2 separate regions of the Homo sapiens genome follow, and region 2 is linked to region 1. Evidence: chromatin contacts called from ENCODE Hi-C or POLR2A ChIA-PET data. All regions are on one chromosome and are shown on one strand. Each heading gives the region's core, a stretch centred on a gene start or an enhancer-like site at or near the end of the contact. The rest is flanking DNA. Distances are from core to core; before and after follow the strand shown.

The links. Hi-C counts contacts between places; a loop is a spot of excess contacts on that map. ChIA-PET counts read pairs that join two places held with the same protein, here RNA polymerase II (POLR2A). Pooled maps may share reads with other maps.
Region 2: a loop to region 1 is called in a pooled map, with 8 times the contacts of the local background. The contact joins two enhancer-like sites. A Hi-C loop is called at or near these places in 1 of 168 maps with a recorded cell type or tissue (Calu3) and 7 of 50 pooled maps. POLR2A ChIA-PET finds 5 or more read pairs at or near these places in 3 of 52 experiments (CD4-positive, alpha-beta T cell, GM12878 and activated naive CD4-positive, alpha-beta T cell).

Annotation. Positions count from the first base shown.
Region 1 is chr10:24,705,263-24,710,120 of GRCh38, forward strand. All of the region lies in intron 2 of ARHGAP21 (Rho GTPase activating protein 21), which reads right to left. Among named protein-coding and RNA genes, the nearest start is that of ARHGAP21, 16 kb to the right of the region's middle. Within about 2 kb of position 1,403, at least 3 of the 41 ENCODE cell types and tissues checked have a DNase peak (open chromatin) inside an H3K27ac peak, as active enhancers do.
Region 2 is chr10:24,898,819-24,903,621 of GRCh38, forward strand. The region is part of intron 3 of PRTFDC1 (phosphoribosyl transferase domain containing 1); the gene reads right to left. Among named protein-coding and RNA genes, the nearest start is that of PRTFDC1, 51 kb to the right of the region's middle. Within about 2 kb of position 3,278, at least 19 of the 41 ENCODE cell types and tissues checked have a DNase peak (open chromatin) inside an H3K27ac peak, as active enhancers do.

The sequences.
Region 1 (4,858 bases), core at 153-2,652:
TAATTCCAGTATCTATCTTCTTTTATCCTCTTAGCAGCCATTCAAAATCCATATTTTTTACGGTAATGTAAATCCATTAGGCACAGACTAGAAAGTGCATTGAGGGATCAATCTTACGGTGAAACAAACAGAGACTAAATGACCTTCTCCATCTCTGATTTCTCTGATACATTAGTCTATTATGCCCAGCCTAAACTATGAAAATATTTTTTCACCATTCCAGAATAGAGAAAACAGTACATAAAGAAAAGTATTGGACACCCCAAAGTACCACTGGGAACTAATTCCATATCATAAACGAAGAAGCTCACATCACAGTTATGGAAGAACTGAGAAATGGTTGGGGCTGGGGCAAGCATGGTCAGTGTGCTTTATTTATCATTCATTGCTTTCAATTACATTTTCAACTGTTTTCCTTTTAAATTTCAAACAATATTAAATAACTTGTTTTTAGTAAGGAAGACAAATACCCACAAAGTGATGAATAACCTACGAGGTAAATAATTCATAGTTTTTAAAGATTCACTGATAACTGGAACAAAAGCTATCATTCACGTTGCTTTCTATTCTGTAAAAGAAGCCATTATGCTGAATTTGTACAATATTATCTACGATTAACAACAAAGGTCTGATAATAACAATGTTGATCGAGGGATAAAGGGAAAAATAAGAGCTTTTGCTTCTTAGGGAAGAACACTCAAAAGCAGACAATAGCTAACCTAGCAGATTTTCTCTATTGCAAAATAACCATTTTCTAAACAGACTAGTAATCAAAAAAGTTTTAAAAAGTACTTCCATTTAATCCCACTGTGAAAGAACTCAAGAACCATATTTCACTAAAACTGAAAAACTAGCTAAAAAGCAACTCACTCCAAAATCTTGCCTACTTTCTAATAAATACAATGTCAGATGCCTTCAAAAATATGTAACATTTATGTTACAATTATATTGCTTTAATTGTTGGCCACTTTTAAGTAATTCATTCTAACTTCCCCTCCTCCACCACTTAAAGCTCTGCAAATAGTCTCATCTGTGCTACTTAAGAATTAACTTAATTCTTTTAAAGTAATTCAGATCATTAGATTTATCACATTAAACAGGTATTTTGACAAAAAAAAAATTCTAAAAGATTACTTTCCTACTCTTACAAGAAGACAGTGTTTTTATATCCTGATTTACTTTTGCTTTATACATCATAGCAGTTTTGAATTAAAAAGCAAATATATACATACACACTTATGAAACAAACCTGACCACTCCATGCACAATACAGATTGCACAACAAACTCCAATTGTGGTTGATCATGCAGTCTAAAATCCTGAACTGGGCCATGACTGCCTATAGCACAGTCTGCATCTCTTCTCTGACTCAGCTTCTGTCAGCAGAGCAGCGGGGTTACGAGAGCTCTGCAGTGATGTGGTCCACAAATAAGATCTTCCCCTCCCTTTCCTGTCTAAGCAGCAATAGCTAACTGGCAGAACGACATCATCTTCCCAAATGTAGTTCCCACCAGTACATTTAAATTATTAGATCATGAAGGAAAGTTTTCATAAAATTCTTACTGAGTATTTAACATTATTTAATTTGTAAAAGGTTATTGCTTTTTCCTTCTTTTCTGGGCATCTTTAGTCATTCAATGAAAACACAACCTGGGGAGGTGGTATATAAATCAATCAACTATGCTGGCTCCGGTCCACAGCAAACAAATTCCAACACAAGGCTGTGCCATCATCAATGACGCTCACACTGACTTGATCCCAAGGGTACCAAAGGGTACTCCGTCCTTTCTTAACCTCTCAGTAGCGCCACACAGAGCTAACAACTCCTTCAATGGCTCTCATCCTGGGTACCACAGTTCCAGTCTCTTTGTTCTCTTACTACTTCTTTAACTATTACTTCTTTGCAAAAGGCAATGTAGCAATGTGAGAAAAGCCTAGATCTTAATAAGACAGATGTATGACCAAGGAGGCTAAAGACTTATCCTTTAAGCTTCAAATCATTCATTTGTAAGATGGAGACATACCTTCACGAGGTTTAATCTGAAATAACATCTGTAACATGCTTAAAACAGTGTCTAACAGATATCTAATAAATGATTAATAGTTTCAAGATGATCACCCCTTTCTGTCTAAATCAGAATTCTATCCTTGACCTCCCTCTAATTTCTTACACTTCCATAGGTGAAGTCACCTCAACCTGTGATTTTAACTATGAATTATTTCTAAAGCCCTCTTCAACACCACCCTTTCTCCCAAGCTCCAAATCTGCGTGACTAAACACTTGCTAAGCACATACACCTACATACTACATGTCCAAAACTGAATTCATCACCTTCCCTCCAAACTTGCACGACCTCCTCTATTCCCTAATCTGCATAGTGGCTGTACAACTCATCCCCCTAGTCACCCAAACAGAAACCAGAGTCATCTTAGACTCCTCCTTCCTTACCTCTCATATCTAGCTACCAAATCATGTCACTTCTCCCAAAACATATAATGAACTGTCCTTTTTCCACTCCACCGGCACTGCCTAAATTCAGACCCCCATCAACTTTCTCCTGGATTATCACAGGGCATCTAGTTGGTCTCCCAAACATCCTGTCACCCCTCTCTGGAATCTTGTCTGTTCAGGACTAACAAAAGCACCTTTTAAACTAAAAGCTAATCATATGACTACTCTATAAATTCCTTCTGTTGCTCCTTTCTGCCTGTATACAGCAGTGTTTCCCAAGTATGTTCCTACTTGTTTTATAGGATGCAGAATATAAACTACAGTTAAGTAAAAAAAAGTCTTCAATAGCAAAATAAATTTGAGAGAAGCTAGGTTAAACAATGCTGCTGCTGGAAGCTTGCCAAAGGCTAAATATAAAGATCAAATTCAAAGTCCTCAAAATCTGAAAACTGAGGCTACTGAAAAGCTTGTTTCTAACTAGTTCGCCTTGGTGGCTGGTTTGTCGGCCTCTGTCCGTCCCTTAATTGGTGGTGTTCCTCAGATTCTGGACTTTGACCCTCTTCCCTCCCTCAATGACCTCATCAACTCCCAAAACTATAATTACCATAGATGCTGGCTTAATTGAACTCTGCCTAACTGACTTGCTAGACCAACCAAAATTCTTGATTTCCTGGCTAATTCTTGAATACTGGCTGATCCCATGGCTCAACTCTATTATTATTATTTGTACAAATTTATGGGGTATCATATGCAATTTTGTTATCTGCATAGATAGTGTAGTGGTCAAGTTGGCTTTTCGTATATTTATCACCCAAATAACACACACTGTACCCATTAACTAATTTATCGTCATTCACCTGCTCCCACTCTGTCACCCTTCTGAGTCTCCATTGTCTATCCTTCCACTCTCTACACCCATGTGTACAAATTTTTAGCACCCACTTATGAGCGAGAACATGCAATATTCAACTTTCTGTGCTTGGTTTGTTTCACTTAAGATAATGTCCTCCAGTTCCATCCACATTGCTGCAAAAGATATAATTTCATTCTTTCTTATGGCTGAATAGTATTCCATGAATAGTCTTCCATTCCAAATATACCACATTGTCTTTGTCTATTCCTCCACTGATGGACACTTAGGTTGATTCCATATCTTTGCTACTGTGAATAGTGCTGCAACAAACATACAAGAGCAGATATCTTTTTGATAAGTGGATTTCTTTTCCTTTGAGTAGATTCCTAGGTCAAATGGTAGTTCCATTTTTACTTCTTTAAGAAATCTCCACACAGTTTTCCATAGAGGTTGTAACAAAGAAAAGAGAGAAGACCCAAATAAAAAAATCAGATATGAAAAAGGAGACGTTACAACTGATACCACAGAAATACAAACGATCATCAAAAACTATTATGAACAGCAATTATGCTCACAAACTAGAAAACCTAGAGGAAATGGATAAATTCCTAGAAACATACAACCACTCAAGGTTGAACCAAGAAGAAATAGAAAACCTGAACACATCAATAACAAGTAGCAAGGCTCAATCAGTAATTTAAAAAAATCTCCCAACAAAGAAAGCTCAGGACTAGATGGATTCACAGCCAAATTCTATCAAACATACAAAGAACTAAAAAGAACTAATACCAATCCTCCTGAAACTGTTCTAAGAAATCAAGGAATAAGGAATTCTCCCTAACTCATTCTATGAGGCCAGTATCACCCTGATACCAAAACTGGAAAAGGGGGCGGGCACTGCGTCTCATGCCTGTAATCCCCGCACTTTGGGAGGCTGAGACGACAGGACAGCTTGAGCTCAGGAGTTCAAGACCAGCTCAGGCAAAACAGTGAGACCTCATCTCTACAAAAAAAATTTAAAAATTAGCCAGGTGTGATGGTGCATGCCTGTAGTCCCAGCTACTCAGGAGACTGGACAGAAAGACTGCTTGAGGCCAGCAGGTCGAGGCTACAGTAAGCCATGTTCATGTCACTGCACTGCAGGCTGGGTGACAGAGCAAAACCTTCTCTTAAAAAAAAAAAAAAAACAATCCAGACAAGGACACAACAACAACAACAACAACAACAAAACCCTACAGACCAATATCCCTGACGCACACAGACACAGAAGTCCTCAACAAAATACCTGCAAACTGAATCCAACCGTACTGCAAGCTCAACTCTTACAACTGGGAAGATAATCTAGACACTCAATTCTGCTCCCAACAAGTGACATTCAAGCTTAACATAAGTCAGTTTTATTTTTGCACATATCTCTTTATGTCTGTTTTGTGTTTGGTAATAATGTAATGTAGATGGTATGGAAACTGATGAAATATGGGTAAAAACAAAAGTTGTTCTTTCTGAGAAAACTAACTTGAGTACATTGAAAGGACTCAATAAAGGCTGTTGCT
Region 2 (4,803 bases), core at 2,028-4,527, 200 kb after region 1:
CTCCCCCAAATTCACACATTAAAATCCTCACCCCCAATATGATGCTATAAGGAGGGGGAGCCTCAGAGAGGTAATTAAGTCATGGGATTCTTTCCCTTATAAAAGAGTCCCCAGAATGCTTGTCTTTCTGGATACAAGAAGCTGGCCACATGCAACCCGGAAGCCCTCACCAGAACCCAGCCATGCCAGCACCTTAATCTTGGACTTCCAGCCTCCAGAACTGTGAGAAATAAATTTTTATTGTTTATAAGTCAACCAGTCTATGGCACTTTGTTACAGCAGCCCAAACGGACTAAAATACCTACCCTTCCATCAAGTGCTGTGACCAAGGGGCCATGTGGATCTCCTATGAGAGCAGTGGAGTGAATGGAATACCACCGTTGGGGCAACTGAGGAAATTGCTGGAACCAGGGAGCCACCCCCCAATTTGTGTCTCCCACAACATCAGTTGATAATATTATTGGTCAATGCTTTCTTTCCACAGTAGTTGGACCTCTTCTTCTTGTGAGGTTAAAGCACAACTTTGTCTTATTTTATTGCAAGTGAAGGCATTCCTTTGTGACTGTGTGGTTGGGAAATGCTCTGAGATCAACTGGATTGGGGTTATACGCTTGGAGCTCTGTATAACTATTCCCGGCTATACTGTTTGAGTGGGACCAAACAGAATGACCTGCCACCTCTGACCAACGACCGCATCCTCCACAAAACTTAGGGGGTGGGAATTGATTTTGGGAAATAACAATTTACCCATTATATGGAAATCAAGCAGAGCATTTCTAGAGCATACTGATTTTTAACTAACCAGAAAGTGGACTCTACCATGCTATCATCAGAGATGCCACATCTGACATCTGAACCATATACTTTAGAGACAAAGAAAAAATACAACATGGCTCTTTAAAAATCCAAGTTTTCAAGATAATAGAGACAGATGACAATGATGAATGATGGTCATTTTAAACATGTTCCCACAACAATAAAATGCTCTAATTCAGTTAGAGAACAGCCAACAATGTTGCGGGAAGTATTCCGAGTTGAACAATAATGCTGCTTTTGTGGATTTCTTTATTTTACAGATATGGGTATCTGTGGACTCTCATCTACTGGTATTGGGGGATTTAGGGCATTGGTGGAAAATGGATTGGAAAAGAACTCAGAAATTTTATAGAACTCACACATTTTATTTATGAAGAAAGTGGTAGATATGTGGAGACTGCTAGCTGGTGACAGTTTAAAAATCAATTTAAAAAAACTTAAGCTATTCCATCAATGGGCAGAATTCCACAGTTCTCCTAATTTACTGATGCAGCCTCTCCCTTTTGAAAAGTGGCCTACTTATTTGATACCATTTCCCACACTGTTGGATTGGGAGAACTTAAGTAACTTTGCCCCTACAGAATTTCCTCCCAAATGTAAATTCTTGAGAAAACCTAAGCCAATACTGAGCAGATGTGAGAAACGGAACATTGCCCTGGTCTTGATTCCCAGTGTCTTAGCTCTGGGTGTGTAGCTTACGCACTGTTCCATGTCTAGGCTCAAAGAGGCAGAGAAACTAACAAGCCAGGAACTCGGAAGCTCTGTGGGTGATATTTTACCCTTAGGTAACTTAGAACTTTTGCATCTGAATTTTTCCTATCAACTTTTGCAGCTCCATAAAGTTATCCTCTTATTAACAGAAAGGCAACACCTCAGATCCTTCTAGAATCTTGAGTGGAAACAGAGGGAGAAGGAATGTGTGGAATAATTTTGTGAAAGGATAACTTGCTGAAAAATATGATCTTTTTGATATACAGCTCTTTATTCTTTTAAATATTCTCATCAAAGTGATTCACTGAATGAAAAAAATTCATTGAATAAAAAACATTCTACAAACCAAATCAACAAATCTATATAATATTGTTTGCAAGCCAGTTAGTTTGGAAATTTTAGTTCCTACATTTTGTACATGTTTATATTTAGAATTAAAAAATAAATAACCTGGGTAAGTACTGTTTACAAAGACTTGGGCCGAACATTTTATATAAATAAAAATCTATGCATAAAGCTTGTACCTAAAAAGGAAGAGCTCTGTTTCCCAGGCATGACCCTACGAAAGGAGACTATTTTGTGGTAACTTGTCGCTAACAGGTGTTTGCAATTAGATTTTGAAATTTGTGGGTCTGAATATGGAACCTGAAACTGTCAAAGTACAAAGCAAGTACAACTCAGAATCATATTATAGCATCGGAAATGTGTCTAGTTTTCTCGAATTTTTCAGAATCATATGCTTCAGACATCATTACAAATCTAACAGAAAATTGTGTCTTGGTTCCTATATGTATGTGTATCACAAGCCACAATTATAATTCCTCTGTTTCTCACATGGCCAGATCATGCTCTTGTTTCTTGTTTTTTGAATGGCAGAGCAGGGTAACATCAAGTCAATAAGAAAAAAGGAACTTGCAACTATGTAAGAAAGAAACTAAGTGGGTGTTTCTTTGTTGGCAGAATGTCAGCAATTAAGGGTGAAGGAACCCAGCAGGCCTGAGAGAGTGTAATAAAAATAGAAATTATAGATGGAAAGTCTCATTTAAAGAGAAATGACCACCACCACCTCACTTACTAACATACCCTAAAATGTTTTTTATTTTAAAGGCTGAAACAGGAATGTAATCCCAGCACTTTGGGAGGCCAAAGCGAGAGAATTGCTTGAGTCCAGCAGTGTGAAACCAGCCTGGGCAACATAGCAAGACTCTGTCTCTACAGAAAGTTAAAAAAAAAATTGGCCAGGCATAGTGGTACATGTCTGTAGTCCCAGCTACTCAGGAGGCTGAGGCGAAAGGATCGCTTGAGCCTGGTAGGAGGAGGCTGCAGTGAGCTGTGATTTCGCCACTGCACTCCATCCTGGGTGACAAAGAAAGACCCAGTCTCAAATAAGTAAGTAAATAGATAAATAGAGGCTGAAACAAAGCGACTTCATTTCTAATCTTTCACATGATTTTATACTAGTCATGCAGAGAATCTCTTACTGTTGTGTTGGCTCACTCTGCATTTGCAGTGAATTTCTCTTCCAGAACATGCATGAACAGCCAACTCCCCAACCACAGATGGTCTAAATGCACGGTGACTGCCACAGGTATCCACCCACAAGGGCCAAAGCCCCTTGCTGCAATTCCTGCACCCTTTATCTAAGGCGTGGTTGGTTGTTAGGAGGTGGTGGAGAACAGAGTGAAGGGGTGTGTCCTGGTGACGATCCCTGCACAGCTGCAGTGGTTACTGGCAGTGAAAACTGCTGCAGCAAAGGGAGGGAAAGAAGGAAACTGATGGCTCATAGCAATCAATGGATTACTCATCAAAGCTGCCTCATTGCTGGATGGAGGAGGGAGGTGATTATCCAGGATTTTTTTTTTTTCTCCTTAATCTTCCAACTGCTCTTTTGCAAAGCAGCAATCCACATTCTAGTTAGGCATTAATCTCTGCCTGGTTAGTTTGGCCAACTCATAGAGCTGTGGACGGATGCCAATGACTCACTATTACAGGGCCCCACTTTATTTTTATCTGCTCCAGGGCCACAGACTGTAACCTTCAGTACAGTTGATCATCTTGAAAAGGTGCATGTCATTGGAACCTTGAGCAGGAATGAATTCTAGGAAATGTGTAGTTCAGGCCTTTTGCAAAGGAAAGACCCAGTCAACTTCTGTCCAAGATCTGGTGGTTTGGTGGAGTACATCAGAACCAAGACTAGAATCTCCTCCTCATAAATTCCATTGCAGTGCAAACTGTCTTAGGAAAGGCGATTTTTCTAGGTGCTCCAGAGAAAGTTGACTTTTATATTTTTCTTCAAACTTAGAGCAAAGAGAATGACAAATTCAGAGAACTGTCTTTTCTCATCACCCAGTGACAAGGTAACAAGAAGGAAAGTAAAATGGACTCTAACAAGATTACAGTTAGATTTCCTTCTTCCTCATTGCCTTGATACTCTGACATAATTATTGGTTTGGATATTTATTCATTTATTCTTTTGTCAAATATCTGCTGATTTTAAGAAGGTCGTGAAAGACTGAGTTAGATTATTTGGCTCAAGTTTTCTCCTGTGAATTTAATAAGAAAATATAGGGGCCAGATGCAGTGGCTCATGCCTGTAATCCCAGCACTTTGGGAGGCCAAGGCGGGTGGATCACCTGAGGTCACGAGTTCGAGACTAGCCTGGCCAACATAGTGAAACCCCATCTCTACTAAAGATACAAAAAATTAGCTGGGTGTGGTGGCAGGCACCTGTAATCCCAGCTATTCAGGAGGCTGAGACAGGAGAATCACTTGAACCTGGGAGGCAGAGGTTGCAGTGAGCTGAGATCGTGCCTGAGATCGTGAGCGCTCCAGCCTGGGTGACAGGAGTGAAACTGCATCTCAAGAAAAAAAGTAAGAAAAAAGAAAATATAGGGATTGTTGTGAGAAAACATGTTTGCACCTTTTACTAAGGTGCATTTACTAAGTAAATTATTTATTAGGCATCCCCTATAAAGTGAAGACTAATAAAGCCAACGATTGGTAATGTTCTATTTGTTAACTGGTAATGATTATACACAAGGTTGTTCGCTTGGTGGAAAATTCATTAAGCTGAACATTCATGATGTGGACACTTTTCTGAATGTATATTGCACTTCAATTCAAAGTTTTTAAAAGGTGCCAAGTATAGGAAGAAATTAATAGGCACAGCCCTAGTTCCTAAGAAGCTTCTATTTTAATACAATCATCCTACACTATTTATGGAAAACGAAGTCCCAGAGAGTACTGAAGTCTAGAGAGGTCTCACAGCTGGCTTGG